2 separate regions of the Mus musculus genome follow, and region 2 is linked to region 1. The links are chromatin contacts, found by POLR2A ChIA-PET in ENCODE. All regions are on one chromosome and are shown on one strand. The core of a region is the stretch at or near the end of the contact, and the rest is flanking DNA. Distances in the headings are between cores, read along the strand shown.

Region 1 (4,453 bases), core at 543-3,042:
AAACTGCGGCTAGAGAGATAGCTCAGTGGTTAAGAGCAGCTGCTCTTTCAGATGACCTGAGTTCAATTTCTAACCTGAGTTCAATGTCGTGTTCTTTCCATTTTCATGTGACTACTATTCTTACTGGATTACAAGATTAATTTATTAATTTAATTTAAAGTATAATTCAATATAGCCTAAGTAATTTATGCTTTTCTAATTAACAGCAAGCATCAAGTTGAAAAGTTAGCATAACAAAACAGACATTTAAAATTTAAAATGCTCAAATTCACATGTCAGTTTTTTTTTTTTTCCCACAGAGATGAACAAAGTTACAGAACTCTTAAAAGCCATGGGTCAATTATGAGTAACTGTTACTGAACACAAGTGACTGAAGAAATTAATAGTTGTCACTTCAGATTAATAGTTGTCACACAAACTGGTCCATGTATCAAGAATGTACAAAACTATAGAAGCAGATGGTTGACTGCGGATATACAAGACTTCAGCAATAAAACAGGAGGCTATGGAACCAACTGATTTAGAGCAATATGGGGTAAATGAGTTGGCACATGTCTGGAAAACTACATTTTAGGTTAGAAGAGAGGAAGAATCAGGACTGAGTATGTACTTTAAAAACTATGTTAAAAGTTAAAAAAAAAAAAGGTCAACTTGTAATAAAGTAATTATTGCACCTCAGTTCCCTCTGAGTACTATGATAAAAGAGTACCATCTGTGAGCTCAAGTTTATGTTTCGGGAACATTCTAAGACATCAGGTGGTTTCTTTGTGGCTTACCGATGACACAGCTTTCTTGACAGCTCACAACTTTCTAGACCCAGTTGTCTGCCTAGTGGCCTGTCCCAACCACACCCGCACACCAAGAATTAAAAGGTCCAAGCTGCCAGAAGAGGAGATCCCAGAGGACCAAGAAGGGGAACACCAGGGCTGGGGGTCTTGGGGGGGGGGGTCTGCCTGCGACAACCCGATTGCCAAGGCCTGCAGGGCGCGACTCCTCGCAGGGTTCAGTGATTGGGGACAGGGCCTGGACGCGCTTCCCACACAGATGCAGACAGGTCACGCCGGAGTCCCCAACAGACCCCAGAAGCACCAAGTGGCACTGGGCCCGCCCGCGGCCTGGAGAGGCTTGGCGTCTGGGTCGGCCCCGCAGCGGAGCAAGCCTGGAGCCTTATAAAAAAAAAAAAAAAAAAAAAAAAAAGCTGTACTGGCCCGGACAGGAGACGAGCGGCCCCGAAGAGACCGAGTGGACTGGGCGACAGGGTCTTAGGCTGTCTGAGCCCGGCCCACCTTAGCTCCTCCTGCCTAGCTCACTCGACGCTAACGAGAATCCAGAACAAGATCAAAGCGCCACCGTTCTCGGGCCCTCTCCCCAGTCACCTGCCACGAACACCACGAAGACCGCGCCGCTCCTCTTAGCAGACGCGATGGCCGCCGGGATGGCGCCCTGGAACCACAGCATCGTCCCCTTCAGGCCCAGGCGCTCGCTCGGTGTGTCGTCGCCGCGGTGCCACAGCCGACCCCGCCCTCCTGGTTCTTTGGCCTCGTGGCCCCGGCAACCACCGGCTAATCCGGGCCCCGGTCTGAGGACCCAGCCAGCCCGTACGCCCGACAGCCACCCCCTGGGGACGCGCACCGGAGCGCGCTTGGCAAGAAAAGTACGCCCCTGTGTCACGTGACGACGACACTCCTCGTCAGGGGTCGCGCGCCCCGGTGCCTGGTCGGCTAGGTAAGTCCGTAAGTGCGCGCCCCCGCGAAGCCTCGGGTTCCGACTCCAGGAAGTGGAAGGAAGTATCAGGAAGGATGACTAACCGCTACGGCACGTTGACGTCGCCTGCAGTGAGGCTTCCTGGGAATTGTAGTCTTCCGAGGCTTGTTAATTTGCGGAAAGGTAAACTGTGGGCTCAAAGCATGGCGAGAGTGAGCATAGTGAGCACATCAACGCTGTAAGAGTAAATGCTAGGTATCGAGTTGCTGTCACCCTCTGACTTCTGCAAGCAATCTGCTCCACAAATAAACAAGCTTTACGGGGCTTGACCCGAAGCCTTTGGTTTTTATTTAATTTGACCCTGTGAAAAAGATGGGATTCAGAGGGGCGTGGCAAACCACGCATTTAATCCCAGCAATCCGAAAGCAGAGGCCTGCCTGCCTGTATGAGATGGACAGCTTAGTCTACAAGGTGAGTTCCGCGGACTGTCAGGATTTGTACAGAGACCCTGAATAACAAACAAACAAACAAACAAACAAAAACCAACCAACCAACTTACCAAAAACCCCAAACAAACAAAAGAAAAAGACCGGCTAGAGGTACAACAGTGTTCCTCCTCGCCCGCCTCCCACCCCGCAGTACCACATAGGCCCCTTATCTGAAGGGTAAGCGAAGTGGCAGAATGCTGGCTTTTGGCTATAATGTGCATTTACTAACTGGATCACATTGTAAAACCTTCAGCCACTATGCTATGCTATTGAAAAAACTTATTTATTTTTAATTCTGTGAAGACAATCCTCCTACCTGTACCATCCAGCGTGTACCATCTTGGCTGGCTGTACTTAACTTGTATGAATATCATGTAAAGAAAATATTTCTGTTGTTTCCTTGAGTGATAGAGTAAAGAAAGTCTAAATGGAGTAGAATCAACTTGTGTATAGGCCAGTAAGAAAATAAATTAATAACTATGTAAGGTTTATGGATGCATACGAAATCAAAATGGAAGAAAAAACATTTGCACAAGTTTCTAGTGTTTGGTTTCGGACTTGGGGACAAGGGACTGAGGTGCATATTTTCCACACCAAAGCAGACCTGGCCTCCAGGTTCTCCCAGCATCCCTCAGTCCATACCCTGCCTCCAACTTTGAACTTCCCAGTCCAGATCTCTCTCTCTCTCTCTCTCTCTCTCTCTCTCTCTCTCTCCTTGCCCATTCCCACTCCCCCCCCTTCTCTCTTACTATATATCTTCCTCCACTAGCTGCTCCCCTCTCCCTGGTGGCAACTTCCTTGGCCTTGATCCTTGGGGCCAGTGAACTCGCCGACCGAGAGCGGTTTCCCAAAAACCTGCCTTTAATATAATCTAATCTGGCTTAAATTGGCCAATTTCTCCTATCTTCCTTCAAATATATATATATATTTAACTACTTTGATATCCCTTTTCTGCTTCGAAGGCAGATACAAGTGACTAATACAAAGCAGCATTAGTGGCAGGACGTGGAAACAGCTACCCCAGTTCGTGAGCACCTCCATTTATTACTAGCACAACTCCCTCTCTGACAGTTCAGTTGTCTCACTAGTCAATTGGAGCCTTGGAGGGAACCTACCCTTTAGGCTATGTGACCACACAGAGACCCTTGTGTTTAGCAAGTACTTGTTACTTATGTAGCAATTAAGTGCTTTACAGATGTTAGCTATTGTTTCTGAATGCCTGCCCCAAATCCTGTTTAAGGAAATTATGCATGTACTTTTCAGAATTCAAAGTTTTGCTGGATCATTTCTAAACTTAACCACTGAACAAACATTTGTTGAGGTCTTAGTAAACAAAAGAACCACCTCAAGGATTACATTCCTCTGGCCAGCAGTAAAACATTAAGCAATAAATAGGGCAATTACTCCTGTAATTGCCACTGTAATAAATGGCAGAGAAGAGGAACTACAGAATGTTTTAACTTACACCAAGTCATTAATTATAGTTCACCAGGAATGCCTCATGAAGGGCTGAAAAAGTTGGCTTCTTCCTTTTTTTTTTTAGTTTTTCGAAATAGGGATTCTCTGTATAGCCCTGGCTGTCCTGGAACTCAACTTTGTAGACCAGGCTGGCCTCGAACTCAGAAATCGGTCTGCCTCAGCCTCCCAAGTGCTGGGATTAAAGGCATACACCACCACTGCCTGGCCTAGAAGTTGGCTTTTTTTTTTTTTAATTTTTTTTATTAGGTATTTTCCTCGTTTACATTTTCAATGCTATCCCAAAGGTCCCCCATACCCACCCCCCCAATCCCCTACCCACCCACTCCCCCTTTTTGGCCCTGGCGTTCCCCTGTACTGGGGCATATAAAGAGAAGTTGGCTTCTTGAAGGTCATATTTAAGTATGAACAGAGGGGCTTGGTAGAGATAGGCTCCATGTTCAAACACACATATGGCTCTTGCAGAGGACTTGAGTTCAATTGTGAGTACCTACATTAGGTGGCTCACAACAGTCTATAATTTCACAAGCTCCTCTGGCCTCTGTGGACACCTGCATGCATGTGCACCTACTACACACACACTATTAACAACAATCATTTTTTTGAGTTAAATTAACTGGAAAATGCCAGTAGAAAAGAATAAATGTTCTGGGAAGAGTTTAGTTTCCAATACCTATCTCAGGCAGTTCATAGCCTCCTGCTATCTCCAGCTCCAGCTAGGGAGTCCAGTACCTTCTGACCTCTGTGGGTACTCATAAACACAGGCACATGAAAATAAAACTAAT
Region 2 (4,453 bases), core at 1,026-3,525, 380 kb after region 1:
GGGACTTGAACTCAGGACCTTCAGAAGAGCAGTTGGGTGCTCTTACCCGCTGAGCCATCTCACCAGCCCGGGAAAGGGTTTATTTATCTATTGATTTATTTAATGTGCACTGGTGTTTCTCTTGCATGTATGTCTATATGAGGGTGTTAAATAACCTAGAACTGGAGTTTTAGACAGTTGTGAGCTGCCATGTGGGTGCTGAGAATTGAATCTGGGTCTTCTGGAAGAATGTACAGAACTCTTAACCGCTAAGCATCGCCCCAGCACCCCTCAGGAAATTTTAAACTATTTAACCAGGGAAAATGGCCATTTTTCCATTCTAAACACTAATCATTAATGTCTTCTTACCACTCACCCTCCAAGACCATCATTTTCTAACTACCTTCAAAATATCAACTTTACAGTCAATGTGCCCAAAAGAGCACTCTTGATACATATCTTTTCGTTTAGGCATGAACCTGAAGTTTCATAATTGAGCCTTTCCCCTCAGACTTACATTAAGCTCATCTACCTAAATCTAGTTCACTCTATCCAACTAATTACAGTTCCACTTTATGAATCAATGTAAACTGCTTACTTCATTTTACCACAATGTAACAACTTAAACCAAACAATCCTTGCACCATAGGATCAAAAGCTCTTGCCACTTTAAGCAGCAGTGCTTTCTAAATATGGTCTTCTGACCTGCTGGCATCTGTATTACCTGGGACCATGTTAGAAAAGCAAATTTGGGGATTGGACCTAAAACCTAATGGGAAACACTGAGAACCGAGACCAGCAGGTTCTGATGCACAGTCAAGTTGGAGAGTTTTTAGTCAAGTGCACCAACTCTCGACGCCTCTGCCTTGGCTTTGGAAACTGATCTCACTGTATCATTTTTATTTATTTCCCAGTGATAATTCCTCACTTACTTGTCTCGAAATGTCAGTCCCTTCTCATGTTTAACCAAACCCTGAACCATTTTCCCTTTCCTTTCTTAAGGCAGTACCTCTTAGATTGCTCAGGCTGGTCTTAATTCCTTAGCTCAAGTGATCCGCCTCAGCCTTGCCAGTAGTCACTATTATACACAGGTGCCACGTCACCCAGCTTCCATTTCCCTCCCCAATTTCAAAGCAGGCATTTCCTATCTTTTCCCTACAAAAATGTCTCCAACAATTTTGTAGTCCACGTTTTCCCTACTTAACTAGTTCTTTGTAGTTAGTACCAACTGGCTTACATTTTAACTATTTGTTGGAGTTTTTAAAAGGTATATAGATTTCCCTGATCTTAGGATAGTTCAGGGCACACAGTACTTCCTCATAAAGTCTTGCTAGTGTGTTAAGTCTTACTGACTCGATGAAGTGTGGGGATGGGAACACAAGTCAAACTACTATTTCAAAGATCTTTTATATCTTCCTATGCCACCAACTGATATGAGAGCCACACATTTGTAAAGCCTACAAGCACTGCAACAATAACCTCAATAGCTAGCTATCAAGCCAACAAACTTAGTTTTCAACTCACTCAGGTGATAAAACATGTTCGCCTTAATGCAGTTGTTCATCTGAATTTGACAAGCTCGGGAAGTCTGGGCACAGGACCAAGTTTAAAATGTAACGCTGTGAATCAAAACATTCCAAAGACGTATGTAAACATACTATTTATAAGTATGAAATAGTAGAATTTTAATTTTTTAATTTCTCGAAGACAGGATAACGATGGTAAGAGGATGACAGATGAACAGTCATCGGTACGCTAAAAGTCTCTTCCAATAAACACAGGAAGAAAACACAGCAGCTGCTTAGCTGACGGCTTTGATGACAACTGAGGCAAATTGACATGAAAGCATAAGACCCGGGGACGACCTCGGAAATGGTTTTCTGTGCCAGGGAAGTGATCTGGAAGTCAACACAACTTGTTTTAAAGGCGGAGTCTGAAGGTTGGTCTGACCTGTCTGTATGATTGATGCGGAAAAAGCCAAAGTTGCCGTGGCGCGGAAGAAGAGACGAAGCGTGGGCGTCTCCCTCCGAACCAGCGTCACCTGTGTGATGCCGCCCGGGGCCAGACAGGACCAAACACACTACTCACCTCTCCCACTCCGAGGCTGTGGTGAAGTCTGTGATCTCAAACACTTCGGACTCGGGCTGCGGGGACAGAGAAGAGCACAGACAGTAAGCTGCGGGCCACTGACGTCGGCGGCAGAACTCTGTGACAGAGGCACCCAGGGCGCAGAACTCACCTCACTGTCCGCCGCCATCTTGCGGAGCGGAGCGTCAGGCCCCGCGCGAAGGCTGTCGGGAAGAAGGGAGCTAGGAGGAGGGCACTGAGTGGCCGTGGGCGGGGCCTCGGTGGGTGGTGGGTGGGGCCCCGAAGCGGGCCCGCCTACAAAGGGCCTGCTGGAAGGTGGGAAGACCTTTTTCCTCCAGACAGAAAGATCTTAGTGTGGCATACGCTCTTCTTCAAGGTGGTTTAGTAATATTTTTTTTAAAATTCTGTTGGGGCTAGAGGGATAACTGTGCAGTTAAGACTACCCGCTGCGCTTTCACAAGACCTATGTTCGATTTCCAGCACCTGCATAGCAGTTCACAACCATTTGTGATTTCAGTCCAAAGGGATCCTGTACCTGCTTCTGGCCTCGACTGACACCAGGCATGCACGTGCTGCACAAACAGATTTACATGCTGACGAAACACTCATGCACATGAAATAAAATTAACAAGTATTGTTTAAAGAATTAAAAGTAAAAATAATAAGAGTATTTTGTAGACTCAAGAAGAGCTGATGAGCCGAGCGTGGTGGCACACACCTTTAATCCCAGCACTCGGGAGGCAGAGGCAGGCAGATTTCTGAGTTCGAGGCCAGCCTGGTCTACAAAGTGAGTTCCAGGACAGCCAGGGCTACACAGAAAAACCCTGTCTCGGAAGAAAAAAAACAACCAAACAAACAAAAAACAACAACAACAAAAAACAAAAACAAACTGATGAACATTTTGAAATTGTTACATGACATTCACATCCACAGATGTATTGGGCTACATTCATAAATATCTTGGGGCATATGTAGTCCTATATGGCAAAGACCCTAGATATGCATGGTCACAATTGTATTTAAAAACCTCTTTGAGTTTTCATTCAAATGGGTTTTTTTTTAGATTTATTTATTCATTTTATGTATATGATTACACTAGAATGTGTATGAGTATATTTATTTTATGTATATGAGTATACCAGAAAAGGGCATCAGATCCCATTACAGATGGTTGTGAGCCACCTTGTGATTGCTGGCATTTGAACTCAGAACCTTTGGAAGAGCACTCTTAACCACTGAGCCATCTCTCAAGCCCTTGGTTTTGTTCTTGAGATAGGGTTCATAAGCCAGCCTCACACGCCTTGTGGTGAGAAGAGCGAACTGGAATTCTGATCCTCTTGCCTCCTTTTGAGTATCCTGACTGCAGTCATGTAGCACCGTCTTGGATTGTATGGTGTGGTGGTAAAGACAGAAGCGAGGACCATGCATGCTAGGCAAAAGCTCTACCAACAGAACTACATCCTCAGCTCTTGTTCAAACTTTACAACTCATAAACACTGACCAAGATCCTTAAACCCACTGTCTCCTTTCCTAACCCCAGGAAAAGAAAATCTATACAACTAAACTTATTGTTTTAAAAAGCAGCCAGGCATGGAAGTGCATGCCTTTAATCCCAGCACTCAGGAGACAGAGGCAGGCAGATCTCTGTTAATTCAAGGCAAGCCTGGCCTACAAAGTGAGACCAGGACAGCCAGGGCTCTGTTACACAGAGAAACTCTTGTCTTGAAAAACAAAACAAAAAATAAACAAAACCAAACAACATCATACAAGTTACATATACTCTGAGAAGAACATACTATTTGATGAGTGCTTTACTTTTTAAACCACTGAAGGACAGGAGTGCTAACTAGCAGTTGGAATTCTGTTGGGGACTGTAGAGATGGCTCAGCAGTTAAGAGTACTGACTGTTGTTACAGAGGACCCCAACTCTGTCCCCAGCATCCACGTGGCTACATACAACGCTCCATACTTCTAGTTCTAGGGGACTCAGCACCCTCTTCTGACTTCTATAGTAAACAGAAATGCACACAGTGCACAAATACACATGCAGACAAAATAATTATATACATAAAAATTTAAATTAAATAATTTTTTGAGACAGACTCTTTATTATGTAGCTCTGGCTTTTGTGGGACTCACTGCGTAGACAAGGTTGGCCTCAAACTCACAGAAACCCACCTGCTTCTGCCTCTAGAGTGCTGGGATTAAAAGCATGTGCCACTATGTTTGGAACTTAAGCAGGTCAGGAAGCAGGAGCTGATGCAGAGGCCATGGAGTGATGTTACTTACTGGCTTGCTTGAGTTCCAGTCCTGACTTCCTTTGGTGATGAACAGCAAAGTGGAAGTGTAAGCTGAATAAGCCCTTTCCTCCCCAACATGCTTCTTG

Evidence for each region. ChIA-PET counts read pairs that join two places held with the same protein, here RNA polymerase II (POLR2A).
Region 2: POLR2A ChIA-PET joins it to region 1 with 12 read pairs in embryonic stem cell. The contact joins the promoter of Rab3gap1 here to the promoter of Ubxn4 in region 1. POLR2A ChIA-PET finds 5 or more read pairs at or near these places in 2 of 5 experiments (Patski and embryonic stem cell).

What each region holds. Positions count from the first base shown.
Region 1 is chr1:128,241,476-128,245,928 of GRCm38, reverse strand. It overlaps Ubxn4 (UBX domain protein 4), which reads right to left and starts at 1,792. Exons shown (of 13, transcript NM_026390.3): 1 at 1,377-1,792. The coding sequence starts at 1,458. It overlaps Gm41949 (a long non-coding RNA gene), which reads right to left and starts at 1,370. Exons shown (of 2, transcript XR_878509.3): 1 at 1,287-1,370; 2 at 1-1,166.
Region 2 is chr1:127,866,595-127,871,047 of GRCm38, reverse strand. It overlaps Rab3gap1 (RAB3 GTPase activating protein subunit 1), which reads right to left and starts at 2,275. Exons shown (of 24, transcript NM_178690.4): 1 at 2,219-2,275; 2 at 2,068-2,123. The coding sequence starts at 2,236.